Regions from separate parts of the Homo sapiens genome. Here region 2 is linked to region 1. A link is a loop called in an ENCODE intact Hi-C map of the cell type or tissue named here. Cell type or tissue: heart left ventricle. All regions are shown on one strand. Links, peaks and the distances in the headings refer to the core of each region. The heading gives the core; the rest is flanking DNA.

Evidence for each region. A loop is a pair of places that touch in the nucleus more often than their neighbours do. Peaks named below come from ENCODE experiments on the same cell type or tissue, not always from the same donor. Only the 100,000 strongest peaks of a DNase experiment are listed, where the experiment ranks them.
Region 2: a loop joins it to region 1, with 2.0 times the contacts of the local background. A loop is called at or near these places in 4 of 110 quality-filtered maps.

What each region holds. Positions count from the first base shown.
Region 1 is chr5:171,571,305-171,587,505 of GRCh38, reverse strand. LOC105377722 (a long non-coding RNA gene) reads left to right here and starts at 4,581. Exons shown (of 3, transcript XR_941214.2): 1 at 4,581-4,789; 2 at 5,151-5,222. LOC107986392 (a long non-coding RNA gene) reads right to left here and starts at 13,423. Exons shown (of 2, transcript XR_007059047.1): 1 at 13,163-13,423; 2 at 7,079-7,302. It overlaps LOC124901134 (a long non-coding RNA gene), which reads right to left and starts at 4,488. Exons shown (of 2, transcript XR_007059048.1): 1 at 4,305-4,488; 2 at 2,853-3,834. In heart left ventricle, for the core only: no CTCF peak of the experiment used is centred there; DNase peaks (open chromatin) are centred at 8,145 and 9,197; H3K27ac peaks cover 2,352 bases.
Region 2 is chr5:171,488,193-171,504,393 of GRCh38, reverse strand. LOC105377721 (a long non-coding RNA gene) reads left to right here and starts at 8,808. Exons shown (of 3, transcript XR_941213.2): 1 at 8,808-8,939; 2 at 13,990-14,074. LOC105377720 (a long non-coding RNA gene) reads right to left here and starts at 9,598. Exons shown (of 3, transcript XR_941212.3): 1 at 9,313-9,598; 2 at 2,417-2,505; 3 at 1,641-1,784. RefSeq lists an enhancer at 9,914-10,761. In heart left ventricle, for the core only: no CTCF peak of the experiment used is centred there; DNase peaks (open chromatin) are centred at 7,767 and 9,563; H3K4me3 peaks cover 467 bases; H3K27ac peaks cover 2,146 bases.

The DNA of each region.
Region 1 (16,201 bases), core at 4,430-12,429:
TCTTCATACTCAATCATATACCTAGAGAAGCCCCTGACCTCCCAAAGTCCCACCAGATTAAGCCTTGTTACAGTCTTCCTCCTAGACCACTGGTGTTTTCCGTCAAATCGTCTATCTCAGTAGATTCAACACCTTTTTGTGCCATTATTTCATTAATGCGTAAATCTGCCAAGACTCTAATCTCCAGGAAGGCAAGGACAATGCCTGCTTTACTTAACGCTGTATCTTCAGACCTAGCCCAGTGCTTTGAGGCAGCAAGTATTCAATAAATATTTGGTACCTAAATAATGAAAGTGTGTGCCCCTTTGAAGGAGAGGACAGGAGATCCTGACCTGAATAAGCAGCGAGTAAATGCCTGTTAGTGAATTTAACTTGGCAGCTCAATCCCATGCACGGGGTCAGTTCTTGGAGATTAGTTGAGGAGCACTCAGACAGCCTGAGATGGAGATGAGGGAGGGAAGTGGTCATAAGAAACCTGGAAAGAGAGTGGCTCAGTGGGGAGGCAGGCGGTGGTCAAGAGCTAGCTTCTTCCTCTGCTCTTGGCCATGGGCTGGGCTGGAACCCAGGCGTCCTGGCACTCAGGATGCTGCCTGCTCTCTCAGTCATTAGGAAGTTTGCTCTGAAGATTAAAGAGACTCTGCCTCCCCCCACCCCCAGAAAGCAAGGAGAGTCCACAGGAAAACAGCTCCTTAACCCTCTTTGCTGGATCCCTGGAGAATCATCTGTCCAGTTCTACCGTGTCTGAGAGGGGCCTCCAAGTGGAAAAGGGCCCCATGGTCTGGTCTACTGCCTTACTTTTGGGGTCACAAACACGTAAGCAGAACCCCAAGGCCCAGGGTCTGGGCACCTGCCTGGCTCCCCATAGCCTCCTCTCCCAGCTGGGTGACTCATCTCTTCATGGACCTTGGCACCTCTGGTTGGCATCAGGAGCAGTTGATGAAGTCACATGCTCCTGAAAACCAATCCCTCAAATGACAGAGGAGGAGGGGGCAGTCCCAGGGAGTGGGAGCGGAGACAAGGAGAAAAACCAGGGTTCTAAATATTTTAAAATTTTAAAAGAAAATGAGCGAATTCAAGTTGGCTGCTAGTAATTTACAATGACGAGGCTGTTTTTACTCTGGTACCTCATAAATAACTTTTGATTTAAAGTTTCCAAAGAATTGACAGAGCACTTCAAACGACCTCATCGGAGAGGGAATGAGCTTCTCCCTCCATGCCCTGCCCGCTCAGGTGAGGACTGAGATCAGTAGCTGGAGGGGTTCATCAGGGGTGTAGCCCGACTGGCAACTGACAGGCTTACTGACTGACTGAGGAGCTAACCGGCCAGCAAGCTCATGGAGAGACTGACCCATGGGCTGACAGGTTGGTGAAATAACCAAGGGATGGTTGAGCCAATGGCATGGTTGATACACCAATGAAGGGACTGACTGTCCAATAGATGGACAGTTGGACTAATGGCCAGCCAGCAGACCAACGGATTGACCGATGGATCGGTTTGTCAGTGAGTCAGTGGATCGTAAGGCTAACCTGTCTGCCTCCCCCAAATCTGGTTAGCCAGCTGACCTACAGACCAACAGGCTGATGAACCAACCTTCCCAGACACTAACAGGAGAATATGGAAAGGAGGGGGTCATCTAGCAGATGGACAGGGCAAGCAACCATTGACCTACACACATATCAGAAAGAATTCAGATTGCCAGGACTACACACAGCGAGGAATGCTCCCAAAAGAAGATTACATGCAGATGCAAAAAAAGATTAAAAACTAAACTAGACTAAAATGCTTACTATATGGTAGGGAATGGAGAGGACCCTGGTGATCATGTTGGAGGTAACCTGACATTGTTGACATCCAGAGTTGCATAAAGAGGCTGGCAGATTCCAACACAATGTCAAGATGTGGTTTTTGCTATTGAGGTCTCCCTTATGGGTTGAATCAAATAAGCAAATGAGCAAGTGAGCTCAGCAATGGCCTCTCTTTAACATTCTTCTGAGCCTTTCTCTATGTTCCCATCATGAACACAGCAGACTCATTCATTCTCCTAAGGTCATAGATTTGGGGTCATAAAATGAAGTCACAGTGGTGTTCTGGTTACAGGATTATGGGTGATTATTTTTTCTTTCATTTTCTAATTATATCTTATAGTGGAGCTGTATTATTTTGTAATAAAAAAATTCACACATAATTTTAGAAGGAAAAATAAAAACTAATTTGGACCCTTCTTCTCATTTGCTCCATACCCAAAAAAGATTTCTTGATTTATGGATCCGAGGAGTCTTCAAGACTCGCCTCACCTTACCTTTCATGTCAAAATGGTTTATTGAATACCTACCAGTCCTTTCTCTCTTTTTCCTGGATTACTAGAACAGGCTTTGCAGCCTCTCCTTGCTCAAGTCTGTCCTTCATGCAGATGCTAAAAGAATTTCCACTATATTTTTCCTTCTTAAGAATTTCCAGGGGCTGCCAGGTACCTGTTTAATTCTCAACTTAAACTTTTTAGAATTTAACTTTTTAAATTCTGAACTAGAATCAGTGGACTTTGGATAACTGTGTCCTCTCCTTGCACACCTCTCCCCATATCCACATGCACACATGCACACACAAGCACACGCACACAGACCCGACCGACCTCCCCATTCCAACTTCTTATGATGCCCAGTGCTTACCTGAATTCTTGGTTCAGTTACACATCTCACAGTTTTCTCTCAAGCCAGAATGGAAATCCCACACCCAACATGTGGCCACCATCACTCTGATAAACTTATCCAACTATCCATCAAAAAGTACTCACTAAACACTCAGTATTTGACCACCATTGTAGGCATTATGGAATCTCCAAGAAGGGCAGAGAGAAGAGTGCTGATATTTATTGAGTGCTTAGTATATCAAACATTGAATTCACATAGGTGATCTTTTGGTGTCCTCAGTAAAGTATTTTCCCCATTTCAAGGATGAGAAAACTGAAACACAGAAAGGTCAAACTAAGGTCACATCGCTAGGAAGCAACAGCTGAAGCTAACTCCGGTGCCTTTGCTTTCTCATCTGGTTGGGAAAGCCAGACCATGTTTTCCACACACTCATCCACTCGCATATTCATTCATTCACTCACTCATGAATGCATTCATTTAGCAAGCATTTATTGAGAATCTATTCTATACCAGGACAATACCATATGCTGAGAATATAATGGTGAATAAGACAGTGATGATCCATATTTTCATGGAGCTTACTGTTTAGTAAAGGAGATAGACCAAAAATAAAAATCTATCTATCTATCTATCTATCTATCTATCTATCTATCTATCTATCTATCTACCTATCTATCTATCATCTATCTATCTACCATCTATACACCAATTTTCAATGAGGAAGGAACCAACAGGTAGAGAATAACATGGACAAATGATCTTAGATTTTATAACATCTATCATTTATATTGCTTTACAGTTTTAAAAGCCCCTTAGAAACTTTATGTGGAACCAGTTCTTAAAAGGCAAGATTCTATAGGTAAATTGAAGGGCAACATAAATTATGAGTGCAGACACCTGGAACCAAGTCTGGAGTATGCAAAGCTGTTCTTTCTGTAGCATCATAAACAGGGTCACAATTGAACAAAGGAAAAAGCACAGGTTTGAGACTAGCAGGGCAGTCTTCAAAGGCATGATGAGACTTAGAATTGAATGAGGGCTGGAGGTGGACCAAGAGGGAAGGAAACAAATGCAGCATAGGTCTCTAGGACTGAATTGAGGCGTGCTCATCCAAAACCTTCTTGGAAGATCCCAGGTGTGTGAAGATATAAAGGCTTCTCCAAATAGATAGAACCACCAAGGAGTCTGAAAAAAAAAAAAAAGTTTGAAAATAGGATTCTCAATAATGCCAAGGTCAAATTATTTCTGACTTGAGACAATCAAAATAAAATTATAAGTTGCTTATAAGATTTGCAAACATGACCAACAACATGCTCTGGGATTTTGGAAAGATGAAGAAAAGCAAGCACCTAGTTATGTTGAGACTTGTGCTACTCGGCACAGATGAGGGCAAGAACCACAAACAGTCCTGCATGGGCCCAGAAGCTTCCCCTTGTGGAGCTGGGATTCTGAGCCCATCTGTATCTTTCACGTATCTTCCAGCTGCTAGTTCATGACCTGCTGCGAGGCTCACTTCCTTCTGTAAAGTCCTGGCAAGAACACAGGCTTAGGGATTCCCAGCCTGAATCTGCCACTGACACACTATGTGGTCTTGGGCAGGGTCCCCAGACTCTCTGTGCTTCTGTTTTCTGCAAAATGAGAAGAATCATAACTACCTTTTGGGCTTGTCATGAGAACCAAGTTTGTTGTTTTCCGCTCTGTGGTAGATGTTGGCTGTTCTCATCTACTCAGCGTCTCTCTCCTCTTCTGTCAAGAACCTCCGCCTTGCCCTTGGAGAACTGCTCCTTCCCCGTTCTCAGACCATGTTGATTTAGGTGGGGTTGACTCCACCTCCAGGTTTCCAGGATGGATACATGATATGGCTTGGCATGTGACCCAAGTATTATATAATACGTTATATAATACATTCAATAAAATGCAGTCCTAGGGCTTGTATTTAAGCTGTTGGGCAGGAGTTCTCTTTTTGTTAAGGTGCTGAGCTGGTGAGAGGTAGTCCTGAAGCTGGGCCGCCATCCTACCATCACAAGGGCAGAGCCTGCCTGAAGGTGGATTCAAACTGAAAGAGAATAAATTTAAGAAATGTAAAGAGATTAGCTGGGCAGCTGGATTCAGCCATACCTGAAGCCATTTACTCCTATTAGTAAGTTCCTTTGTTCATTTATTAAGACAGATTGAGTTAGTGTCTGTCCTTGCCATCTAAAGAGTCCTGACTAACGTGCTATCCTAGGAAGAGATCTCCATGGACTGAGATACTGGTTAACACGTTGGGCAGTTTGTAGTCTCCAAGAATCCTGTCTACATGGGTTGGTAGGGGCTGGGGAAGAGACGCAAGGACTCAGGATCTTGACACTGCCCAGGAAGGGAAGCTAACAATATGAAAGAAGAAAATGGGCTCCAAAGTCTAAAAGTGCCAGATTGAAATAATTTCTACCATCTAGTAAGACCTATGACATGCCAGATATACTAAAAACATACTCATTTATTCAATGTGTATTTCACAGGGTCTACTGTGCGCCAGGCACTGTTCTAGAGAGCTTCCATTCTACTGGGAGAGCTGAGCCTAACTCTGCCAGGTAAGTACAATGAATCCCATTTTACAGATGAGAAAAGTCACAGCTCTGGACAAGGGTAGATTCAAGATTCTAACTTGGGTCTGTCTGACTTCAAAGCCCATGCCTTTGTCATCACTCCAGGCCACACTTTTTGTAAACTCTGCTCTCTGGAAACATTGCCTGATTCACATCTTTGCCTGAGATGGAAATCGGGGAGTTGGGGCCCCCATACTCAGCCTCTGGTTCAAGAGTCAGGACCCACAGCGTCTCATGAGGCGCTTGGCCATGTTTATGTTGCTCATCAGACAGGCCTGAGTGTGTCTGCCCAAATGGACTGTGAGTTGCGTGATGGAGTTTGGCGGTTTTGTCTGAGGATCCTCCGACAGCCAGAGGAACTGGCAGAGGGCTAAATTTGGCTACCCCGCCCAGCCTGTGGCTTCTCAGTTCTCCCAGAACCCTATGTTTAAATGTACCCCATCTATCCCACCTCACCCCCATTTTGGGGAGACACCATTGCTAAGATCACTGCAGTGGTAGCTTGAGAAAACAGCTTCACTCTTCTGTGCCTCCTTTTCCCCACCTGAAAAGTGGGAAAAACAGGACTCCCCTCATAGGCTTGCTACAGGAACTAGACAGATAAATGGAATGTCTACATGTTCCTAGAACTACATCTAGCTACAGTAGGCTTTTTTTTTTTTTTTTTTTTTTTTTTTTTGAGATGGAATCTGGCTCTGTCGCCCAGGCTGGAGTGCAGTGGTGCAATCTCAGCTCGCTGCAGCCTCCACCTCCCAGGTTCAAGCCATTCTCCTGTCTCAGCCTCCCGAGTAGCTGGGATTACAGGTGTGTGCCACCACGCCCAGCTGATTTTTGTATTTTGAGTAGAAACGGGGTTTCACCATGTTGGCCAGGCTGGTCTCAAACTCCTGGCCTCAAGCCATTCACCCATCTCGGCCTCCCAAAAGGCTGGGATTACAGGTGTGAGCCACTGTGCCTGGCCATACAGTAGGTCTTTGATTAGCCTGAGTTATCTTTCTTGCCCACAGCAGCCCTCTCCCCTGTGGCTGCCTGGCTCACCTGGACATCCCCCTCCACCCACCAGCTCAGCCACCCACCCCCCAGTCTAGCTCTAATGACTTTTGCAGCCCATCTCTGGTGGCAGTAGCTGAGAGGCTGGAGACTCCCAGGGTCCCGGGGCTCTTTCATCAGCCTCTGTGAGGGCTGTAAGTGATTCAGCCTGCAAGTGATTCGGCACCGGGCACAACAACAAACAGGCCTGCGGGGAATCACTTCAGCAGAGAGATCTTGGCACATCTCTATAGCAACTCAGGGAAAATATTTCACGCAAAAGTCCATCTGCTGTAACATAAAGGGAGTCCCAGCCAATAATCCAATTATAACGAGTTATAAATTAATCCTAATTTGCAAGCTTTATTTTACCAAACCACAAAATACACACACACACACACACACGCCTCTATATATTTACACACACTGTATATATTCTTATACATGTGCACACACATGTGTGTGCAGTCAGGAGGCAATAGCAATGCAATTGTGGCTTGTTTGTCTCATCTCATGGTGCTGACTAATCAGCAGGCAGAACATTCATCCGGAGGCTGAATGATTGACCCAAGCAAGTAGACAGCAGTGACCTCCAAGGCCACTGTGAAAAGGAGAGACAAACTCACTATGTTACCTAGAGCTATCCTGCAAGCCAGGGCTGAAATCTTTTTGTTAGTTGTGTCGGTTTCTCTTAAGGAAAAAAAAAAATGTATCTTTTTGTTTCCAATGTCTTTATAAAGAGACATTTGTATTGATTCATCGGTATAAAATGCTTTGTAGAGGCTATCAAAGTGGAAAAAACAACGTGATAATTCGCATTGTGATGCTTTTAATTTTATGTGTTGTCAACACTTCAAAGCGCGCCGGAGTTCTGTGTGGGAGATCTGGGATGTCTCTCTTTGCACGTCGTATCTGGGCTGCAACTGTCTGCAACTCTAGAGCCTCTTGCATGACGCCCATTCTGGCTTCAGATCTCTCCTCTTTTTCTTTTTTTCATTCTCTGCTTTCTACGTCTGCTCTGCAAAACTCATGTGGCCTGGAAAAAGAAAAAGGGTGGTGGTGAGTGGGAGGGAGCAGGGTTAAGTGAGAGCAAGATGTATAGCATCTTCTCCCTCTTAGACAAAGAAACAGTTGGCTTCCCAGCCAAGAACCTCCCATGGCATCTCAGGGAGAGCAGCTGGAAACTGAGCCATCAAAGAAGAGTCATGACTATTTGTCACCATCCCTCGAGCTAAGCACTGTGCCAAGGGCTTGCATTATGCCACTTAATCCTGACCTCAACCCCTTGAGAAAGAGGGCATTCCCTTGAGGAAGAGGGCATTTTACCTGCATTTTCTTTTATATTTTATTCATAACCGGGGCCCAGAGAGGTGGATGAATTGCTCAAGGTTCCCCAGCTGGGAAGCTGTATAACCAGAATTCATAATCAGTTTTGGCTGATTGTACTGCCTGGACTGCTTCTGCATACCTAGAAAGACACAAAAAGGCTGTCCCTAAGAGAGCGATCTCCAACAGTTGACTTCCACCTCCGAAAGTTAAGTCAGAAAGCTGCATTGGGTCCCCAGTATGAACCCAGATGTGCACTGGACTGCAAGCACATTCATTGTCCACTCTGAACCTCACAACATTCCAAGGGAGATAGGGTAACCCCCATTTCACAGATGAGCACGTAGAGACTCAGAGAGCTCAAGACACTTTCCCAGGGTAACACAGTAGAGAAGCCAGACCTCAAAGCCCATGACCCACTGAGCCCCCGGTGCCTGTTTCCCTCTGGATAGCTGTCCCCTAGGCTCGATGGTAAGCTTCTGCAGGCCGAGGGGGGCTGGTCACACACATCTGCGCCATCCGTGGGGCTGAGTGCAGATTTGGCCGGCTTTCTTAGAGCATGTCGACTTGATGAAACGCAGCAGGGGCGGGGCCCAGGCAGAAGGGTCAGGAAGGGGAAGAGGGCAGGAACACCCTGTTACCAGATCTGGAGAAGAAATGGAAAGTGAAATACTTGGAAAATAACTTCGGCCTGCCTGGAGGAAAGTGTGTCGGGATGTTTCCAAAGGCCTGGATGAGCAAGGCTTTTCCCCACCCACTCCCACACCTCACTAGAGGGGCAGGGGCGTGTGCAAAAGAGGCTGCTTCTGGCCTGAGTCCCTGGAGTTCAGGTCACTTCCAGGGACAGTCTCTGAAGAGCCATGCGATGTTCCCCCTGAGGCCCCTGAACCTGCAAGGAAGGCCCTGAGGCTCCCTGACACTGCCCTGCCCTCCTGGAAGGGCAGGAGCTTCAGCTGCAGCATCTTAGGTCCCCACCATCCAAATCTTTCCCTGGGGACCCAGAAAGGCCCTCCCAGCCAGGGTGACTCTATTTGGAATCAGCATCGGACCTGTTGAGTTGGGGCCTTGGAATAGGGAGCTTGCAGCTGCACAAGAGGCCACGATCCATCCACTAAGTACATTTGCAAGAACAGCCCCACAGTGGCCTCCATTTCAGGCATCATTAGGGATGAGCCCATCAGGAAATTTGACTCAACAGACCAGACCCCTAGTATGGTCAATTTTTCTCTCCTTTCTTCCTTTCCTTTCCTTTTCGTTTCCTTTTCTTCTTCTTCCTTCCTTCCTTCCTTCCTTCCTTCCTTCCTTCCTTCCTTCCTTCCTCTATCTCTCTTTTTCTCACTTATTTTCTCCCCTAAGCACTTGAAGAAAGAGAACTCCCTTTCAAAGGCCAGCCTGTAGCAGCCTTTCCCATGGCTGGGTTTCCAGTGCTAAGCTGCTCCCTCTAAGCTGCTCTGTGGCACATGAGGGAGGGAGCTGTGTCCGGGGGAACAAATATCCCAGTACTCCCGCCTGTATGCCGAGAGACCATTCCAGGATCTCTCAGACTTGCTGGGAATCCACCCTCTGGGAGGGTGAGCCAAAGGCAGGGCCTCCGCTGACCTCTGCCCTCCCTTAGCCTGGCCAGAAAGAACAGTCCAGAGCACCGCAGGAAGCCCTTTGGTTGAGCAAAGCAAAAACTCGCATGCAAGCCCAGGAAAGCCCAAGCCAGGTCTTTCACATGGGGGATTTGGCTGCAGTTAACAGAGGCGTGGAGAGGCAGTGAAGCTGAACGCCCTTCACTCACCCACCCCCAGCTCCCCCCAGCCTTGGCCTCGGTCATCTCTGAATTCTCAGCCAGGTTCTGTCACCAAAAGTTGCCCTCAAGTGGCAGAAAGACATGCACCCTGGAGTCGGAGGGCACACTCCCGTGGGAGGCCCTGGAGTGTAGCAGCTAAGAGCTTGGAGTCCAACAGATCTTGCTTTGAATCCCACATCTGCCACTGACCATCTGTGGGAGTATTTATTCCAACTCAGGAGCCTCCGTTTCCCTAGCTGTAAAATGGGGATAATAACATCCCCCGTTTTGTACAGTTTGGGTTGGTGGTAACAACATCACCCGTGTTGTGCAGTTTGAGTAAGAGGAAAATGAAGCAATACACGTGAAGCACTTAGACCTTTGCATCCTGTGCCTGGCACAGAACAAGTGTTCCCAAAATGATAATTATCATATTTTGCGCTTGTTCCTACATCCAGATCCTCCATGTGCTGCGTGTGCACGCACACTCACATACACACGCGCACAGTCAGTCCAGGAGCACCCTGAGGGTCCAGGCTGCCTCTCTGCATCATCATAGAATGTGAGAGTTGGAGAGGATGTTGGAAAATATCTGAGGCCAGACAGGGGATGTGTCCTGGCCGTAGTCACTGACCGGTATGTGGCAGAGTGGGGCTGAAATGCAGTTCTTATTTAGTTAGATTTCCTCTCCTCATTTATTATGTATCCAACAAACATTTATGCTGACCACCCCCTCTGTGCCAGACCCTGGCTGAGCTGGGCTTCAAGGTGAGCAAGATGGCACCTGCATTCCCAGATCCTGCAGCCAGCAGCTTCCGGCCCATTGGGCAGCTCTGTGGCTCTCTAAACTCCCGTCCTGTGCATAATCAGAATCTCAAATACCCCAAATGCTTGGGCAGCTTTGTCTTTGTCTCAGGTCTAAATCTCCTTTCCCTTGGTGATGGTAGGCTCTTTGAGGGCTCTCTCTGCTCGTTCTGGGTAGGGGGCTCCCATGTGGCAGCCTGGACTGCACTGAGACGTACCCATCCGCACGGGGATCTGTCTCTCCCCACAGACCAGGAGATCCTGCAGGCAGAGGTCTCCACTTAGCCAAAGCAGTGCCTGGCATGGAGCTGACTCTGTAAATGGTGGTTGAATGAATGATGAATGAATGACTGCTCAGGGAAAAGAAGGTCGGTAATTCACTTATTCACTGACAATGCATTTATCATGAATTTATCTGTGCCAGGCTCCTTGAGACCCTGGGATACAGAAATGAATGGGCCATCATCCCTGCCCTCAAGGAGGCCCAGTAAACAAACATGAGCGGTGATAGCCATGCATGCAGGGGCCAATGGGGTAGGAAAAGGTGAGGTCAGTTCTTCTGGGCAGTGGGGAATCAGCAGGAAAGACACGGAGTGACACTAGGACAGGGCTGAGCAGGCAAGGCTGCCAGGTAAGCAGGGAGAGAGCAGGCTTTCTGAGCAGAGGGACAGACATGGGCAAAGGTTCTGAGGGGTGATGTACTCTGGGAAACATCAGCCTTACCATTTCACTCCATTTACCACAACAGTAAGAACAACAATAAGAGCAAATATTTGTGGGATGCTTTGCTCCAAGCACTGTCTTAAAGCTTTGTAAGGGTTAACTCAGTAATACGCCCACCTTAGTGTGTCTCTAGTCTCATTTTTCGAAGAGAAAACTGAGGCACAAAGAAGGGAAGGAATTTGTCCAACGTCTCACAGATTTTTAGTGGTAGAGCTTGTTGTCAAAGAGACGTTAAGGCTAGAGGTGCCAGCACTGACCCGGCCACAGAGAGCCTTAAATATTGAGTAAAGATGCTGGACTCTACCCTCGTGCTGGAGGAGAGCCACTAAAGGATTTTGAGCAGGGGAATGTCGTGATGTGATTTTCATTTTTGATCATTTCTTCTGGGATAGTCAGGGGAATTGACTCAAGGTTTCTAGTAGCTGTGAGGTTAGAGAGGACCAGGAATCTCTTGCACACATTCGATAGAGGACAGGTATAAAAAAAGTTCACGGAGCGATTTTCACAATATCAAAAACACAAATGCCCATCAATAGCAAAGTGGACCAATAAACCATATGTACACTGTGGAATATTACACAGCCATGAAAATGAATGAGCCATAGCAGCATGCAACAAAAGACTGAATCTTGGTGTAACAGCTGGTGATTGCTGTGTAACAAACCACTCCAAACTTAATAGCTTAAACAATTACTTATTTGATTCAGAATTCAGTGGGTAGGTATTCTAGGCTGGGCTCAGCTGGACAGTTCTGGTTTTGGCTGGGCTTCCTCATGAGTCCAGGGTCAGCAGAGAGTCAGCTAGGGGGCACTGCTTCTGAGAGTTGACTGGTTGTTGGCTGAGACAATGGTGGCAATTGGGCCACATGTCAGTCCTCATCCAGCAAGCCAGCCCAGACTTGTTCAAAAGTTTCCAGGAAAATATGGAAGAGCACAGATCCTCCAAAGGCTTAAGCTCAGAACTGGCACAATTCCACTTCCACCGTATTATATTAGTCAAAACATACATCAGCCCAGCCCAGATTTGAGAGGTGGGGAAATAGACTCCACCTCTTGATGGAAGGAACTTCGAAGTCATGTTGCAAAAGGGATGTGGAGGCGGGAAGAGGAATAATTGCAGCCATATTTGGAAATGATCTACTACACTTGCAAAAAGTAAATTCCAAAAGATTACATACAGAATACCCATTTATAAAATTAGACTTTAGGAGTACAGATACATAAAGTAAGATTTTATCAACAGGAAGCAACAGAGCAATAGACACAAGACATAGGATGATGGCTCCCTCGGAAGGCGGAGGGCAAGGAGATGGGGTGGAGAATCATGCATGGTGAACGCAGGTTATTGTCATGGTTCTAGCTTTTGTTTTGTTATTAAAAAATAAGGAAATTTAAAAAGCAAGCCATTTGAAAACTGGATTATAATTAGTTGGATTGTATATACTTCAGGTCCAGAAAAGGAGAGGGAGATTGAGAGAGAGAAACAGTCCAATGGAAGTGCACAAAGAGTCAGGTTGTCAGGATATGGCACATGCCACATCTTAGATGTGGATGGAGAGGGAGAAAGAGGAACAAGGATCACTTCTGAAACACCCGCTTGGGGGACTAGGTGGTAGTACCATCCCTAAGCCAGGAACCCCACAGAGGAAGACAGTTTGGAAGAACAAAGAGTCGTGTTGGGGAATACTGTGTTTACAATGCCTGTGAAGACCCACAGATCAAGGTCCAGTGGCTGCTCTTCTTTCCAGAGCTTTGGGGAATGGTCAGGACTGGAGAAGCAGGAGCCCCAGCAGACCTGAAATGGAGACCATCCCAGAAAATCCTGTTTGATATCAGCATGGAAAGCCTCCCTTCCGCTGAGAGCCACCACCAGCCCCTTCCTGACAGCTCCTTGGGGCATGTCCACAGCCAGGTTTCCCTTCTAAGCAATCAGGCCTCCACCCTGGAGTCCCAGGCCAAGCGAGTAGGCTTGGGGTTGTGGCTGAGGGGGCCCCAATAGCAGCCTCCTCCCTCCAGCAGGGCCAATGGGACCCCAGAGGGGGCTGGATGTTTGTGCAGATGACATGTTTATGGCCCAACCTCTCCTTACTCATGCTTTTGGCTTTCCCTCGCTGATTTTGGTTGGGTGGATCCCAGTTCTGCTGCTGGGTTTGGGAGCCTTGGGGCTGGGGCTGAACAGAGGTTCCTTTAACTGTTCCAACCCACGATGATTCCAGCCCCTTCCCCCTCTCCCCCAAGACCTCATCTTTTCCCACACCCAACCTTATTACCAAATGCTGGCCTCTCAGAGCTGGAAGGGGCCTCCGGCATCCTCTTGTCCAATGCCTCCTCACGTAGATGAAGAAACTGAGGCCCAGAGACAAGAAGGGACTTGCCCAAGGTCATCCAAGCAGGTAGAGACAGAAGAGCCTGCATCCTGACTTCCAGCTTGGAGCCCTGAAGCCATCCTCCCACCACCAACTTCCTTGGTTGCTGTTTTGTTTGGGAAAGGACAGTTCAGCTTTTTCAAGCCTGCAGCAGTAACTCTCTCCCCTCCCAGGGAGGCAGCAGACAGTGACGGACTCTCTGCTTTTACACTTTAATTCCATAGGAAATTGGAAATTGCCTGTCAGAGGTGTCCGGGTGGCCCGGCTGCCGGCCACCCCACACAGACCCAGGCTGCCCCGCCCCGACCTGGCCGCCAGCACGCCCGCTTCTCCCTGCTCCCTGGCAGGGGGGCCCTTTTCGGAAGCTCTCCTGAGGGCTCCTGTGGAATCTCTCCCTGCTCTTCCTTCCAGGGCAGGAGGATAGAGCTCGGTATAGGGCAGCCAGGCCTGGCTGGGGCCCGAAACCCTGACATTTAGTCGCACTGTTTTCCATTCCGGGCTCTCGGGAGTCTCTGGCCCATAGTGGCAGCTTGGCTTCAGCATTGCTTCCTGCCCTGAGGTCACAGCGAAATTGGGGGACCCCTCTTCTGGGGGTCTGGGGTATCCAGGTTCCCTAAAAGCCTCTACATTGCCCTCCCAGTGCTTGTCACCATCTCAGGGTTTCTGAGACTGCAGTGGGTCACACTTCTTCCCTTCTCTGGGTATCCCCTGCATTTGGGATCCTATGGTGGCATCTCTATCTTGTCTCAAAAACCAGCCCGGAAGCTTCTGGAGGTCAGTGTTCCTGTTGCATAGTAGTTAGAGGTGAGAATCTCTGGCATCACAGTGCCTGGACTGAACCCCAGAGTCACCACTTTTGAACTTTGTGACTTTGGACAAATTGCCCACCCCTCCATGCCTTTGTTTTCTCATCTCCAAAATGGGAATGCTAATAATAGCACCAAATGTGCAGGGTTGTGTGAAGGTTACATGGGACAGCGCAAGTGAAGCACTTGATAAATGTGAGCACTGTTCATATTCTATTTCAGCAGCCTCTCATCTGACCCTGCATTTCGGCCCAGACCTAGGCTATGAGAGATAGTAAGTACTCATGAGCTGACCTCTTAAACAACTGGCAGGATATATAGCAGAACAAGCAGTCTGTAGCTTCCTGGGTCCTATTCAATGCAATGAGCATTGATGGAGTGCTTGTTATGTGTAGACACTGTGCTTGGTGCTAGAGGCTCAAGGGTGTGCAAGATGGACAATCTCTGCCCTCCCACAGCTTTCATTCTAGTAGGGAAGCAAATGCTGGAGCAATCCCAGCCCAGTGAGCCAGGTGATGAGCTGGAAGCAAGCTCGGGGCCTGCAGGTCCAGAGGAGGCATGGAAAAGAGGTCACTCTGCGGCTTTGACCTTATGGATGAGCAGACATGAGTGAGTGTGAGTGTGTGTGTGTGTGTGTGTGCGTGTGTGTGTGTGTGTGAACAATGTGGAAAAGTATATAGCAATGCATATATGCTTGATGGAGCAAGATTCAGTGAAGGAATTGAAGAATGTTTAGTGCAGCTGAAGAAGAAAGTAGGGAGAAGCAGGAGGGGAAAAATGAGACTGGAGAAGTGGAAAGAGGCCAGATCTCAAGAGCTTTGTAGATTTGTTCTGAAAGCAGTGGGGAGCCACTGAAGAGTACAGAGCAGGAGGGTTTGGCAAGGGGAAGTTTGCCTTTTAGATTGTTCATTCGGTGTGGCGGATGGATGGAGGGGTCAGGCCTGGAGGCAGGGAGGCTTGCAATGAGACCGCTGCAGTGATCTGGATGAAAGGAGGCGAATGGCAGAATATGGACTAAAGTTCAAAGTCTCAAGGATGACATTCAAGGCCACTCCCAAACTGGCCCACTGGACTTTCCCAGTCTTCCCTCATACTAAAACTGAGTTATTGTGAGAATCAAAGGAGACCCATGGGCATGGACATGCCTTGTTAAACACAAAGCACCGTGTGAGTATAAGAAATTGTTATCTTTGGGATTGTTAGTGGTTGGTTTGCTGGACATACTCACATGAGCATCCTGCCAGGTCCAGGAGTAACACCGCCTCCTTGAGAGAGGAGGATTTATTTCAGTTTGCCTCCAGTGGTTCCTAATGGATACCCACAATTGGTGACACAAAACTGAATTTCAGGGCACCCATTCCAACCAAATTTCTCTGCTGCCTTGATGAACTGATTTCTAGACAGAAACAAACTCATAGCATCTTCCATGCTTGGGAGAAGGCACTTGGGCTAAACGTAAGCAAACCTGCCATAAATACAGAGACTTTTAGAGGACCAGGGAAATCAGCTGGGCCCTAGACAACAGTGTGAGCTGGCAGGAGTTTGGAAGAGCTCCAAATACAAGAACAGATTACTCATCTCAGATATTTTCCTGCCCCACATGCTCCCCTTTCTCACTGCTGAGTAAGCAATAGTGAAGAAAGAGTTAGTAAACGGATTGTAGTTTAATGCATTCTCGTGATGATAGGATTCAAGATCCTGACAGACTTGAATTTAAAAGTGAACCAAAACTATCTGAAACTGTAGGCTGGGTGTGGTGGCTCATGCATGTAATCCCAGCACTTTGGAAGGCCGAGGCGGGTGGATCACCAGAGGGCAGGAGTTCGAGACCAGCCTGACCAACATGGCAAAACCCCGTCTCTACTAAAAATACAAAAAAGTAGCCAGGCATATTGGTGTGCACCTGTAATCCCAGCTACTTGGGAGGCTGAGGCAGAAGAATTGCTTGAACCCAGGAGGCAGAGGTTGCAGTGAGCCAAGATTGTGCCATTGCACTCCAGCCTGGGCAACAAGAGTGAAACTCCATCTCAAAAAGTAAGAAAGAGAGAGAGAGAGAGAGAGGGAGGGAGGGAGGGAGGGAGGGAGGAAGGAAGGAAGGAACTGTAGCCATTTTCCAGCTCAAATTCTGACACGATTA
Region 2 (16,201 bases), core at 5,546-13,545, 84 kb after region 1:
GAGGAGGCAGTCTTCGCCCTTCTTCACTTTGTTGTTCTATTCAGAACTTCAACAGATTGGATGATGCTCACTCGCATTGGGGAGGGTGATCTTCTTTACTCAGTCTACTGATTCAAATGCCAGTTTTTTCCAGAACACCCTCCAGACACACCCAGAAATAATGCTTCACCAGTTTTCTGGGCAATACTTAGCCCAGTTAAGTTTACACGTAAAATTAACCATCCCAAACTTCAGCCTCCAAATTCAGCCAAAATCTGCTATTTTGACTTCAACCTTGGCCTGGGCTTTGGAAAGCGAATAGACAAATGCTAATGTCACTGTCATTTCTGGCATTCCTAAGCTGTGGGTGAGAACTGGTCATGTAATCATATAGGTTTCCCATGGTGTCCAATCATTGTAACAATGTCAGCAATACATAGAAGACATGCCATTCAGGCATATTGTTAATTTCTGAATATTTACTTTTAGGGTTTTTAATTTTTTTTTTTTTTTTAGAGTCACCCAGGCTGGAGGGCAGTGGTGCAATCGTAGCTCACTGCAGCCTCAAACTCCTGTGCTCAAGTGATCCTCCCACCTTGGCTTCCCAAAGTGCTGGGATTACAGGCATGAGCCACTGCACCTGGCCCTGAACATTTACTTTTAAACATAGGAAATAATTCTAATTGTAACTTGAAGTGAAAATTGCGTTGTGGGATTTTTTATCTTATCAGGTAGTTAAAGGGTAATGTATCATTGCAAGCATAAAGCCTGCAATAATTAATGACAATTGTGAACACTGTTCATTTTATATACAAAAACAAGCAAAATAAATTGAGTTGTTGGTAGACAACTATCAGTGAGTCTCTTGATTTTCTTTCCTTTTTTTTGAGACAGAGTCTTGCTCTGTCACCCAGGCTGGAGTGCCATGGCATGATCTCAGCTCACTGCATCCTCCGCCTCCTGGGTTCAAGTGATTCTCCTGCCTCAGTAGCTGGGATTACAGGCATGAGCCACCATGCCTGGCTGAGTCTCTTGATTTTCTGCACATCTTGGGAACAGAGGCATTGTCTCTTCAAGTTTGTTTGTATGTTATGAACAGCCCTGGAAGATCACCACAGTATCTCCCTTCAGACCAAAGCATAGGTTTGTCTAATGTCCAATATAACAAAGAAAAAGTCTTCCCTAGGACAAAAGTCAAGTCAGTTTCCTGACCATTATAAAGGATTCGGTTCCCCTAACTCAGGGTCCCTCCTCTGTAACACAAACACACAGCATGTGCAGCCTCCACCTGGACCCCTCCACGTCATCCCCGTCAATGAAGCTCATGCTGCCTACGGTACTGTGAATAAGAATGTCCTTCTCTCGGGTTAATGGGTGCAGCAAACCACCATGGCACGTGTATACCTGTGTAACAAACCTGCACGTTCTGCACATGTATCCCAGAACTTAAACTTTATATATATATATATATATATATATATACACACACACACACACACACTTTTATATATATGTATATATATATACTTTTATATATATGTATATATATAAAAGAATGTCCTTGTCTCTGACCCCGGAATATTGTGTCTTCTGCCAGGATCCATGAAACAATGCAGGCTAACTTGTTAACTTGTATACAAGTAGGATAAAAATCTCAGACCTTTTACAGTTCTTGACAACAGTTTATTTGAATCTTAAGAGAGAGTATGTTCTAGGTCAGGTTTCTTGGGAAAATGGCTCTAAGATTGCAGGACTCCTCTCAGCTATTCAGGCAGAAGAGATGACCCTGGGCCGTCTCCTTGGATCTGGGGAAGAGAGGCAGGTATAAAGCATCAGGCAGTGGGTGAATTCCCAGATGCCGCTGTCTGAACCTGCACTTCTCCTGTTTCCAATCTGCATGCTGACCCTCTCCAAGGAGCGCTGAGATTAAACCCAGCTGAACACCGAGCCCCAGGGATGGGAACTCCACAAGTTCTGCACCCCAGTTAGCAGGCAGACAGGGTTGTCAACTAGAGAGATGGAGGGCTGCCCGGACCAGGGTGCAGACCTCCCCCAACGGCTAAAGACTTTAATCGAGGAATTATACATGTGACTATTTTTAGCCAGGTGAAATCTGTAGAAAGCAGACAGGCTCAAAATGCAGCAAAAACCTGCTTTGAATTTACAGAGCAGACCTCCACGGGAGGGAGGAGGGGTGACTGGGGGACTCTCCAAGAAAAAAAGGTAGAGAGAATTTGATAAAAACATAAAGGAGGGGTGTGGTGGCTCACGCCTGTAATTCCAACACTTTGGGAGGCCCAGGTGGGAGGATCGCTTGAGCTCGGGAGTTCAAGACCAGCCTAGGCAACATAGTGAGACCCTGTCTCAATTTAATTATATAAAATATATCTTTTTAAAAAAAAAAGGTAAGGGAGGACTCATTCCCACAGATACCCACTGTGCATCAGGTATGATGATCAGAGAAATGGCATCTCAGTGTGGCCCAAACTCCAGACCCCATTCCACCACTCCACATGCAAGAACTACCTGTAAATTAGATACCGATTATAAGTGCAAGCTCTGGTCAACATGAATGAAAACAACAATGAATGGAAACACATCAGAGAAGCTGGCAAACTTCCTATAAAGGGCCAGAAAGTAAGTATTTGGGGCTTGTAAGTAAGACTACCCAACTCTGTCATTGTAATGCAAAAGTAGCCAGAGACAATATGTAAATGAATGAGTACAGCTGTGTTCCAATAAAACTTCTTTTTTTTTTTTTTTTGAGACGGAGTCTCACTCTGTTGCCCAGGCTGGAGTGCAATGGCACGATCTCGGCTCACTGCAACCTCTGCCTCCCAGGTTCATGCAATTCTCCTGCCTCAGCCTCCTGAGTAGCTGGGATTGCAGGCGCCCACCACCACACCTAGCTAATTTTTGTGTTTTTTAGTAGAGACGGGGTTTCACCGTGGTGGTCAGGCTGGTCTCGAACTTCTGATCTCGTGATCCACCCTCCTTGGCCCCCCAAAGTGCTGGGATTACAGGCGTGAGCCACCGCACCTGGCCAAAACTTCATTTTTTAAAATGAATATATTTTATTTTGGACTGGATTTGGCCTGTAGGCCCACAGTTTGCCAACCGAAAATGTCAAAGTAAAATTACAAAACACGGTAGCCTGTTTTAAATATTAGCTCTGAACAAATTAAAGGTTTTCAATCCCCATAAAATGTAAGATATCCCCAGGGTAATTTCAGGACTTTTTAAAGATACCAGTCTAGGCTGGGTGGGATGACTCACGCCTGTAATCCCAGCACTTTGGGAGGCAGAGGCGGATGGATCACCTAAGGTCAGGAGCTCAAGACCAGCCTGACCAACATGGTAAAACCCCGTCTCTACTAAAAATACAAAAAAAATAGCCTGGTGGTGGCAAAAAAAATAGGGCGTAGTGGCAGACACCAGTAATCCCAGCTACTTGGGAGGCTGATGCAGGAGAATTGCTTGAACCCAGGAGTCAGAGGTTGCAGTGAGCCGAGATCACACCGTTGCACTCCAGCCTGGCCGACAGAGTGAGACTCTGTCTCAAAAAAACAAAAAATAAAGAAAGATACCAACCCATAGAGCACTACAGTCCAGACAATTTGATAACACGACAAATTTCATCAAGGTGAAATCGCCTACTATGAATTCCATCAAGGTGGTTCTGGGACAGGATATAGGGTGGCCAGATGAAATGTAGGATGACCAGTTAAACTTATTTTAAGATAAACAGTGAATAATGCTTTCATATAAATATATATCATGCAACATTTGGGACATACTTATACTAAAAAATTATTGGATGCTTATCTGACATTTAAGTTTAACCTGATGTCCCATATTTTGAATCTGCTAAATCTGGCAATCCTAAGAGCATGTGTAATCTGAATCGAAGAGGCTGTCGAAAGCCTACATCTACAGTTCTTTGTGATTGCAAGGCCGGGGTCAAATGAAGCTGGTGTCCCGGGACTCCCTACCACCACCCGACAAAGGCCCTAGATCCAAAGTAGAAAAGTCACTGTTCAAGCAGATAGATCCAGGTTCATACGCAAATTGTCTGGTACCTAGTGGGTAGATGAGAAATTGTAGTTGTGGGTTTTATTCATTTGCAGTTTCTTTTGTTGTTGTTGTTTTGTCTTGTTTGTGTTTTGTTTAAGACAGTCTTGCTCTGTCACCCAGGCTGGAGTGCAGTGGTGCGATCTCGACTCACTGCAACCTCCGCCTCCCGGGTTGAAGCGATTCTTCTGCCTCAGCCTCCCGAGTAACTGGGATTACAGGTGCGCACCACTGCACCGGGCTAATTTTTGTATTTTTAGTAGAAACGGGGTTTCACTGTGTTGGCCAGGCTGGTCTCAAATTCCTGACTTCAAGTGATCCACCTGCCTTGGCCTCCCAAAGTGCTGGGATTACAGACATGAGCCACCACGCCCGGCCCATTTGCAGTTTCTTGATGTGTTTTATTCTCCCTTTGTAAACACACTAGTTGCGTGACCTTGGCCAAGTTTTTGAATTTTTCTTGAGCCTTAGTTTCCCTGTCTGTAACACAGGGATAATGCCAGCACCTTCTTCAGGAACTATTGATATGAATTAAATGAGCCGATGTGTGTCAAGTGCTTGGCACTGTGCCTGACAACTAATGTGCTTTCTGTAGATTTTAAAAAAGTCTCTGATAACTAATTCCAGCTTCACATTCAACCTTCTATTAAATCTTCAGAACAACCAGAGAGTAGGTGTTAAGATCCCCTTTGCACAGAGCAGATACACTGAGGCTCTAGAGCTCACTCAGAAGGAAGAAGCAGGAGAGATGGGATTCGAACTGGAAGTCCCGGCCGCTCTTGACTCAACAACCGGCAAGGCTGGGCTGGTTCCACACAGCCGGGATACAAAAGGCAGACTAGGCTGTGGTTCATCCTCCATAGACCTCAGACACAAGTCCCCCCATCTGCTGAGCAAGCTGCCAGTGTCCCAGCAGAAGACACTAGCCTGCAGAACTGGCACATTTTTACCTGGGTCAGGAATATTACCGCGGGCAATCAGTTCCAGGTTGGGCCGCTGGAATCAGACCACCCAGGGGTTTCCCAGCTGCTGCGGGACAGACAGGGAGAGAATTCCTCTGCACCTTCAAGCATCCAGGGGTCTTCAGCCCTGAGGACCTCTCCCACTGCCCTAGATAGAAGCCCTCCCTTAGGCCATTGGGGTCCAGGGCTTTCTAATCTCCGGTTCCCCCAAGCATCTTCCCTACCCACTTCTAGGCTTTACCTGACCCTGTACTTCTCCCTACCAGCCCAGGGCATGTTTAAAATCATCCAATCAATTATGTGTCATGATTTGCTTAGCAACTGTCTTCCCCATTTGGCTGGAAGCTCCATGGGGGCAAGACTTCATCTATCCCACTAAACGTTTGTCGAATGACTAACAGACTGAGGCAACTCACATTTTTCAGGCATCTCTTCTGTCCTAAGCACTTTACCTGCATTTTTGTTGTTGCATTGCCAGGCTAGTTTTGTGAGGTTGAAACTAGCAGTCTCATTTTACAGATAAGAAAACTGAGGTTCAGAGGCAGTCATAAAAAGCTGAGTGACATGGTAGTTAGGAGTGTGCCCTCTGCCACTTGCTGGCTGTGCAACTACAGGCAAATCCCTCATCTGTAAGATGGGAACAGTCACCTTACCACCTCAAATGGCTGCTGGGAGGTTTCAGTCAGAGAAGGATGAAAGGTACTCAGTGATGTCTCAGAAACACAATTAATGCGCTGCAATTGTTAATATTATTACTTTTGCCGAATCAGACAGCTAGTAAGTGCTGGTGCTGGGATATGATTTCACTGTTCACACCACTACAGCAGAGAGAAGCAAGACAAGAAGGGGATGGAGCTGGGGGCCTTGAGATTGCGGTCCTTGCATGGCTTTAGTCAGGCCTGACTGCACACTGAACCTTTTCCTAGAAAGATAGGCCTGGCCTTGCTACCCCTGATGCCACGGGGCCGACAGGGTTGGCAGGCGAGTGGGCTGCAAGCCCCGCCTTTAATTTCATGGCTGAGTTACACCACCACCCAGGCTGGCGTTGGGCACCCTGTGCTAAAGATGGAAATGGGATAAGAGAGAAGAGATAGCCCAAGGCCTGGACTTTTCTGCTTCCAGAATAGCCATTCATCTCTGTTCTTGTCCAAAGCTGGAAAGAGAGCTTTATGGTACCCCTGGGAAAGGGGTAAGATGCAGAGTGGATGAATCCTTACAAGGGAGCCATGGTCGCAGCTGCACCTCCAGCTCAACATGCATCACGAGAGACATTCAGACTCTGGAGCTGGACGTGTCTGAGGCCAGGCCCCAGGCTCACCACGCCTGGATGTGAGGCCTCAGGCAGGCAGCTTTACCCTTTGGGCCTCAGTTTTATCCATAAAGTGGGTAGAAAAAAACACATCATCCTGGATTACTGTGGGGGATAGAATAAAACTAAAACTAACATAAGAAATGCACTTAGGTGAGCGGGGCAGGGGTTAAGGGAGGGGTAGCATTAGGAGAAATACCTAATGTAGATGACGGGTTGATGGGTGCAGCAAACCACCGTGGCATGTATATACCTATGTAACAAACCTGCATGTTCTGCACATGTACCCCAGAACTTAAAGTATAATAAATATTTAAAAAGAAGAAAGAAGAAGAAAAAGAAGGGGAGAAGGAGGAAGAGGAAGAGGAGGAGGAGGAAGAGGAAGAGGAGGAAGAGGAAGAAGAAGAAGAAGGAGAAGGAGAAGGAGAAGGAGAAGAAGAAGGAGAAGAAGAAGAAGAAGGCGGCACTTAGGCTGGGTTAGGTGACTCAGGATGCTAAGGAAAGTGGCCATTGCAGTGACCACATAGCCCCCAGATATGATGGGACCTCCCAACACTTTGGGAGGCTAAGACGGGAGGATTGCTTGAGGCTAAAGTTCGAGAACAGCCTGGGCAACACAGTAAGACCCTATCTCTACAAAAAACATTTTTAATTAGCCAGGTGTGGTGGCGTGTGCCTGTGATTCCAGCTACTCCGGAGGATGAGGCTGGAGAGTTGCTTAAGCCTGGGAGATCGAGTTAACAGTATGTTATGATCATGCTACTGCAGTCCAGCCTGGCTGACAAAGTGAGACCCTGTCTTTAAGTAAACAAACAAACATAAGCAGCTAGGCGTGGTGGCTCATGCCTGTAATCCCAGCACTTTAGGAAGCTGAGGTGGGTGGATCACCTGAGGTCAGGAGTTCGAGACCAGCCTGGCCCAACATGGTGAAACCCTGTCTCTACTACAAATACAAAAAATTAGCCGGGCGTGGCGGCAGATGCCTGTAATCGCAACTACTTGGGAAGCTGAGGCAGGAGAATTGCTTGAACGCAGGGGTGGAGGTTTCAGTGAGCCAAGATTGCGCCATTGTACTCCAGCCTGTACAACAGAGCAAGACTCTGTCTCAAATAATAATAATAAAAAAAATTAACATAAGAAATGCACTTGGCACACAGGAGGGGCTCTGTAAATATCAGGTGGAGTTCGCGCTACCTCCCAGTTCCCCTCTCCCTCTGAGTCTCTCTTCCCAGCTCATTTCAGAGCAAGAGTTGGAAGGAACAAGAAGGCCATCTTGGAGGCAAGCCTTGGTTAGGCTCTGCAGAAGGGATTCAGGGCCAAACATAACATCAGATTATTAAAAATGTGGACTGTAAACACCGGCACAACAGGCCAGAACACAGTGGCCAACACACCACAGCCCAGCTGCTGCTCATGCCCATGGCCACACCACCTGCTGCCCCTGATTCTGGGATGGACCCAGCTCCACAGGCACCGGGCACAGACTGGTGTGTTTTTCCTGAGCTGAGCCCTGGGGACCTGGCCAAAGCCTGTCCTCATAGCGAGAAGTCCTGGCAGGGTTCCTCAGAGAGGAGAGGGCCTCCTACCCTGCCCCCTGCTCTTGCCTTTAGGCTGGCCCTGAGGAAGTGACCAGAGACCAGGCCCCTCAGGGATTCTATAAACTTGGGCCTGACAGTATGGAGCCAGGTGCCCCATATAGGACGGGAACCCCAGCACCCCCAGTTGGCAGCTGTGTGAACTTGGGCAAGCCACTTTACTTCTCTGAGCCCCAGGGTCCTCATCCAAAAAATGAGGGTATTGGAAGCCACCCCCTCCCCAGCCCGTGGTGTGAGGGTTAAATGAGATAGTGCATATAAAGCGCAGTGCTGGCAGAATAAAGGTGGGACTGGGGCTCAGTGCACCCTGGCATCCCACGCCAAGCAGGGCAAGACTGATGCTGGGAACCAAGCTCCCATCATATCTGGGGGTCATGTGGTCACTGGAATGGCCACTTCTCTTAGCACCACAAGGTGAAAGGTGAAAAGCCTGGGTGCAGAGCTGAGTGAGCAAGCCTTGGAGACAAAGAATGCTGGATCTTTTTTGTTTTTTTGTGATGAAGTCTTGCTCTGTCGCCCAGGCTGGAGTGCAATGGCGCGATCTCAGCTCACTGCAACCTTCGCCTCCCAGCTTCAAGTGATTCTCATGTCTCGGCCTCCTGAGTAGCTGGGACTACGGGCGCGCACCACCAAACCCAGCTAATTTTTGTATTTTTAGTAGAGATGAGGTTTCACCATGTTACCAGGCTGATCTTGAACTCCTGACCTCAAGTGATCCACTCGCCTCGGCCTCCCAAAGTGCTGGGATTACAGGCGTGAGCCACCAAGCCTGGCCGGAAAGGTGGATTTGAACCCCACCCCCATGATGCCATAGCTGTTACTGCCCTGTCTATAAATAGTGATATTACCTACCTCACTGACATACTTGCTCACTCAAGGAATTACTGAATTTACTGTTGAGGACCTGCCTTGTGTGCAGCTCTAGTCTCCATGGAACCCTAAGGTTGGGCTCCTGCCCTCAAGATCATTGTGAAGATTCAAGGAGGTACTGCATGGCGATGCCTGGCATTCCACAAGTGCTCGGTAAGTTGGCTTTCCTACATTAATCACTGCCTGCCTCTCTCCCTCCCCACCTTCCTTCCTCCTTCCCGCTCTCCCTTGGTGGCCCTTGCCTCCTTCCTTCCTTCGACTCCCACCCTCCCTTCTTCCCTCCCTCCCTCCCTCCCTCCCTCTGTCCCTCCTTTCCTTCCTTCCTTCCTTCCTCTGTGGGGCATGAATCAGACACGGGCCCTCTGGGAATAATTACATAGAGAATGGGGTGGAGAGTTCAACCCCCTCTTTCCCCAAACAGGTACCAAGCCCTTCTTGGCAGGTGCAGACCAGGGCCTGGAAGGAAAGGACAGAGTTGGTGGCCACAACAGGAGAGAGAATTTAAAAAAACAACCCACTCAGTTACCTTCGAAAGACCAAGGCTTTGGCCCCAAGACCTTCCTTCCAGCCCTGAATTCTCTGATCCTCAGTTCTGGGAGGGAAAGGAGAGGAGGGGCTGGATGACTCAGCGGCCCTCTGGGCAGTTTGTTCCAGCCCAGGGGCCCAGGGAAGCCCCTTGTAGGGAGGGGTAGCTGCTGGTCACATAAGCTGCAACTGGCCCTGGGACACCACACTGTCACCCCAGGGTCACGACCCCACAGGAAAAGAGGCTGCGGGACCCTCCCCCGGCCAAGGCCTCGCCAGCCTGCCCCGCCTGTGTCACCACCCAACTTGGCTGAAACCTGATCCAGAAAGATAGAGCCGGCCGAGCCAGCCAGTTATGTCTTAATGTAATTTAGCTGTAATCGCAGCGTGTTTTCCCTCGCTATAATTAGTAAAATGTGGTTGTTTTCTGTGTTCCTGGAAGATGTCTGAACCAGAGCCAGCTCCCCGTAGCTTCTCTGACAGGCTCTCCCAAATAGGCCCACTAGCAACACAGTGGATTTACCAACACTATTTCCCCCCTTGACCTGAGTTCTCCTAATTCCTGAGTTGAGGCCTCTCTCTCCTGGCCCCTGAGGACACGTCCCAGGGTTTAGCGCGGGGCCTGCACGCTGTAGGTGCCCAATAAACGTGAGTGGGTGATGGAGGGATCAAGCCAGCAACAACAAAAAGGCATGTAGGGAAAGAATTCCTCATTTAGGATGTCCACGAGACCCACAAAGAAATGCGTGTGTTGTATGTGTATGCTCACAGGTGTGTGTGCTGTGTATTGTGTGTGTGTGCTCCCAGGCGTGTGTGTTCTCACAGGCATGTGTGTGCTCCGTGTTGTGCATATGTGCTTGCAGGCTTGTGTGTATTATATGTGTGTGCTTGCAGGCATGTGTGTGTTGTGTATATGTGCTCACAGGCATGTGTGTGTTGTGTGTTGTGTGTGTGTGCTCACAAGCATGTGTGTGTTGTGTGTGTGCTCCCTGGCGTGTGTGTGTTGTGTTGTGTGTTTGTGCTCGCAGGCATGTGTGTGTTGTGTGTTGTGTGTGTGCTCACAGGCATGTGTGTGTTGTGTGTTGTGTGTGTGCTTGCAGGTGCAGCTGTCTGCTTGTGGGTGTATCTGGGATAATGGGCAGAGCCAGCTATGCGTGGGGCTCTACCAGCTTGGGACGTTTTGTCTGTGTGTTCCCACCAGACAGCGCTGTGTGCAAGTGTGGGAATTCTGTGTGCTGTGCACGGGGCCACCCAGAGAGCACCAGAACTGGCCCTGAATGCTCTGCTGACTGCAACACAGCAAAGGATGTGCAGCCCCTGACTCTCCCTGTCCTGCGCGCAGTGCTCACAACCTTCTGCCTCGGATCATCCTTCGGCACAGTCTTTTGTCCTTTCACTCAGGCATCAGCAAACATCCCTCAGGTCCTCCTGTACACTGCCATCTGCCACTCTCGGTGGCTCTCCAGTGGGTCTCTCTGTAGCTTCTTACTCCCCCACGAGTTCATTCATTCAATGAGCGTTTCTTAAATAATTACATGGGCTAGCTTGCGGTTTTGCGGTGGTTTTGTGTTGATGTTTTTTGTTTTTTTTTTTAATGAAAGATCAAGATTCACGTTTTCTGCCTTTGCCAATTCTCTCCCAATAGGAAACATATTTCAGATCTCTTATTTTTTTTTATTATCAATCGCTATGTAAAATAAAGTGGTGATAGCACTCACCCTTACCTCAAAGAGTTTTTGTGTACAGGTTACAGTCTAAATTCCCTTGCTCAGTATCAGTGAGGAGAATGACTATTTCACAGAGGCAGTAGGGCAATCAGGGGCAAGAACCCCCACAACACTTATTTATGTGGCCTCAGGCAGGCTACTTCACCTTTCTGAGGGCAGTTTGAACATGCTTGATGTGTAAGTGCTCAATAAATGTTAATTATTATGTTACTAATCGTGTGGGCTTTGCATTTTCAATTAATCGGTAATGCTTGGAAAGTGCCGCCAACAATCATTTCTCCAACCCAGCGCCCAAAGTTGTGTCCTTGGCAGAAATCAAGAGCATCTGCATCAGAGGAATGCCGAGCTCTGGTTGGCTGAATTCGCCTGGACTCTTCTGATTGGCTGGGACACGAGTGGGTGTGGCCCATTTCCCAGAGCCCACTTGGCAGTCATTCTTGGAGACTGACGTCAGACCGAGGATTTGGCATTTTACCTGGGTTATTGTTCTTTTTATCTTTTCTCGGGAAATCTCACCAAATGTCCAGTCCTATGATTTCTGCAGATAAATTCTTCCAAAACACATCTCCCTTTACAAAATGCGTAATTGTAGTATTTGCCCCACGGCGCTTGGGTGGCTGAAGTGGCAACGCGTGCTCCAGTGCGGTGGTGCCGAGTTCCACCTTCTCACGGTGGGCAGGGGGTGTTCTGGAGACCTTGGCGCCAGGCCTTTACTCATGTGAGAGCCGCCAGTCCTCCTTGCAAATAGGGCATTTCTCCCGGCCAGGCGCAGGAAGAAACTAACTTTTTAAAAAATGTTGGTAAAATGCACTTTAAAATGTTACCATCTTAACCAACTTTAAGTACAGTTTAGTAATGTTAAATACATTCACACAGTTGTACAGCCAATCTCCAGAACGCTTTTCATCTTGCAAAACTGAAACTCCTGTCTGTTAAACAGCAACTCCCCACTCACCCCTCTCTCCAGCCCCTGGTAACCACCACTCTATTTTCTGTCTTGATAAATTTGACCATTCTAGGCCGGGCACGATGGCTCACGCCTGTAATCCCAGCACTTTGGGAGGCCGAGGCGGGTGGATCACTTGAGGTCAGGAGTTCAAGACCAGCCTAACCAACATGGTGAAACTCCGTCTCCACTAAAAATACAAAAATTAGCCGGACGTGGTGGTGGGCACCTGTAATCCCAGCTACTACTAGGGAGGCTGAGGCAGGAGAATCACTTGAACCCAGGAGGTGGAGGTAGGTTGCAGTGAGCCCAGATCATGCCACTGCAGTCCAGTCCAGCAACAAGAGTGAAACTCCGCCTCAAAAAAAAAAAAAAGTGACTATTCTAGGTGCCTCATATACGTGGAATCGTGCAATATTTGTCTTTTGGGGACTGGCTTATTTCACTTAGCATAACATCTTCAAAGTTCACCTGTATTGTGGCATATGTCAGAATTTCTTTTCTTTTTAAGTCCTGAATAATATTCCATTGTAGGTGTTGGTCACAGTTTGTTTATCTATTCATCCATCAATGGACGCTTGGGTTACTTCCCCCTTTTGGCTATTGTGAATAAAGCTGCCATGAACATGGCTGTACACGTACCTCTTCAAGTCCATGCTTTTCATTCTTTTGGGTACATATACAGAAGACGAATTGCAGAATCATATGAAAAATCATATGAAAATTCTATTTTTAATTTTTTTGAAAAACTCAGCATATTGTTTTCTGTAGCAGCTGCACCATTTTACATTCCCACCAACACAAGTGTTCCTGTTTTTTTCCATCCTCACCAATATTTCTTATTTTCTGAAAGTTTTTTGTTGTTTTTTGTTTATTCTTTTGACAGTAGCCATCTTAATGAGTGTGAGGTAGTATCTCATTGTGGTTTTGATTTGCATTTCCCTAGTGATTGGTGATTCTGACTAAGGGATTCTGTTTCCAACAATGAAACCAAATGGGGAATTTCTCCACCCCTAGTACCATCTCTGAGACCAGAAGTGATTGGGGGGCTTTTTCGTTTTTGTTTTTGTTTTGAGACAGAGTCTCGCTCTGTTGCCCAGGCTGGAGTGCAGTAGCTCGATCTCAGCTCACTGCAATCTCTGTTTCCCAGGTTCAAGCAATTCTCCTGCCTCAGCCTCCCAAGTAGCTGGGATTACAGCCAGCAACCACACTGGGCTAATTTTTGTATTTTTAGTAGAGATGGGGTTTCACCATGTTGGCCAGGCTGGTCTCGAACTCCTGACCTCAAGTGATCTGCCCGCCTTGGTCTCCCAAAGTGTTGGGATTACAGTCATGAGCTGCCATGCCCGGCCGTGACTGTTCTTTTTTATTCATTCATTCATTCATTCATTCATTCATTCATTCATCACTCACTCATTCCTCTGCTATGCCTTAAATGCTGTACTGAGCTCTCCACAGATATTTAAGAGCAATACCAAGGCAATGCTACTGAGAGCAGATGTGTGAAATGACATTCAAATGCAACACGGAGAACTTCAAATGGCCATTGAATACGTGAAAACATTCTTCACCTCACCGATAATCAAAAAACTCCATACCTGAACAAGAAGATGAATTTTCTCTCTCTTTTTTTTTTTGCCCTGCCTTTTAGTAAAGATTTAAAAGATTGATATTACTACTAACAATATGAGAAAACAGGTCTTTACACATATTATTGTGAGAACATAAATTGAATCAACATTTTTGGAAGATAATTCAGCAAGTTCACATCTAGAATTCATCCTAAAATAAAACTGGGCAAACACACAAAGATAGGAATTTTGCAACAATACAAATGACCATCAAGAGAGGATTAACTACATAAATGATGATATGGTATGGGAGAAGACAGTGGAAGTGAAAGATGTCTAAAACAAAAGGCTGCTCCCCAGATCTACGGGTTCCACACCCTTGGTTCAACAAACTGCAGATGCCAAACCTGTGGGCTGATTTCTTGTATCCACAGGTTCCCGCGAGGCAGACTGAGACTTGAGAATTCTTGTATTGTGTTATCGTGGGGATCCTGGAACCAAACTCTCATGGATACTGAGGTATGACTATAAGCTAAAGCAAGTTGCAGAAAAGTCTGCAGTGCATGTAAGCATACATATATACATAATAGGGAGGTAGACAAATATTTTGTTAAATATTCTGAAAAGATATGTGCTGCTCTTGATAGTGGTTCTTTTGATGCGATGGTTTTAAAGATACAAGACATAGACATAGAAGACAAAGATATAAGACTAAGACTAATATCAAAGGAAGAGAAATTTTAAAGATGTCTCCTACCTTTTGCAAGTCTGCATCTTCTTTGGAATGTTTACAATGTGTTTGCATTTTTCTGCTTATAGTCAGAAAAGAATAATAATATTTTAAAAATAAATTCACTTTGGGAGGCCGAGGCAGGAGGAGTGCTTGAGCCCAGGAGTTCAAGACCAGCCTGGGAAACATGGTAAAACCCCATCTCTACCAAAAATTAGCCAGGCATGGTGGCATGCGCCTGTAATCTCAGCTACTCTGAAGGCTGAGGTGGGAGAATCACTTGAGCCTGGGAGGTCGAGGCTGCAGTGGCCGTGATCACACCACTGCACTCCAGCCCACGTGACAGAGCAAGATCTTGTCTCAAAAAAGAGTTTATCTGGACAGATTATTGTGAGATAAAGGCCATTAAATATATGAGAAAAAAAGAATATACTTTTCCAAGTGGGAGAAAAACAAAAACAAAAAATAGACAAACAAAATTATTCAATTGGGGTGGAGAAAGTTAAGTATTATCTGTGTATTATAAGGTCACAAGTCACAATACTTAAAATTGCAGAGTTGAGTTTAATCTCATAAACAAGTTTTTATAGGAATCGAAGCACAAACAACAGATGTCATTTTACCTCTACGGCATCTTGCAAGATAGGGGAGGGCAGGCTTTCTTACCACTATCAGCATTTCCCGTTGATGGGCGTGGATACCGGGTCCCAGAGGAGGAGGATCACAGTCAGACCCTCTAAGAGGAAAACATCTGAAGATTTGGAGGGAGGGACAACCTAGGTCAGGCGAACCTGAGAGCAAGGACAACTTCTGTTCCTTTGGAAGTAGAGTTGTCCACAGGCAGGAATGGACGCTGTCCCCGCGCTCGGCACCTTGACAGGGTGAATCCATCTCAGGCACTCTTTCTTGCCGAACCCTGTGCAGCCTGAAATTCACATTTATCCAAAACCACAGCCAGTCCGCCCAGAGTGCCTCATGAGATGGAAAGGCTTGCCATCTCAGTCTGGACCAGTCACCTTCCTTGGCAGAGAAAGAGCCCAGGGCGTGGAGTGGGGTTCTGTGGCACCGCACTGTGTCCAGGGCCCTCCCGGCAGCCCAGCCAAATGCCATCTCATCATGTGTGACCCTGAGGCAGCTGGGGCCACCCTTCCCTTCAACCTGCAGATACAGGCACTCGAGCCCCGCCCCACAGGTACCTGCAGGACACGCGGCACCCTCCTCACTGCTTCCCAGGAGATCCCCAGCGGCGCCTACCTTCCCTCAGTGTTCTGTCTCCTGCTCCTGAAGCCCACTGTCAGCTGTTCCCTGGTCACTTCTGCCACCTTGGCCACCAGTTGCTGGCTCCGCTCCACCCTGCTTGTCCCAAGCATGAACACAGCCCACACTTCTTCATTCCCCAAAGCACCTCAAGAACAGGGCTTTTGCCCGTGACAGAGAGATAGTGCTGCAAAGAGCAAAACTCAACTAAAGCTGGAGAGAAAATAATCTGTCCCTAGAGTTTGTTAGCGCTTTACCTTGACAAAGGATTTCCCTTGTATGTTTCTCAGGAGTCCCTTCTCTCCCTGTCCCTTTACCCCCAAAAACCCAAGACTCCTACTTTGGTGCCCCCTAAGGTGGCTTCCATTAGGAGGGTGTAGGTAGTACAGGTGCCATGTTACATCCGGGATACTCAAAAAAGCAAATTGCCTGCAGCTCTGCCCTCCATGCCTTTGCTCAAGCTGTGCCACTGCCCGATTCAGCTTTCCTCTTCTGCCTCTTCTCTTTCCTACTCTCTCCTCACCCTTCATGTCTCAGGTAAGGTTTCCCCTTTCTGTAGACACTCCCAGGATGAGTTAGAGTCCCAGCCTCAAGCATCCCACAAGCCCCTTATAACATATTATCACAGAGGTTGTAAGCCAAAACCCCAGGGGGATTTT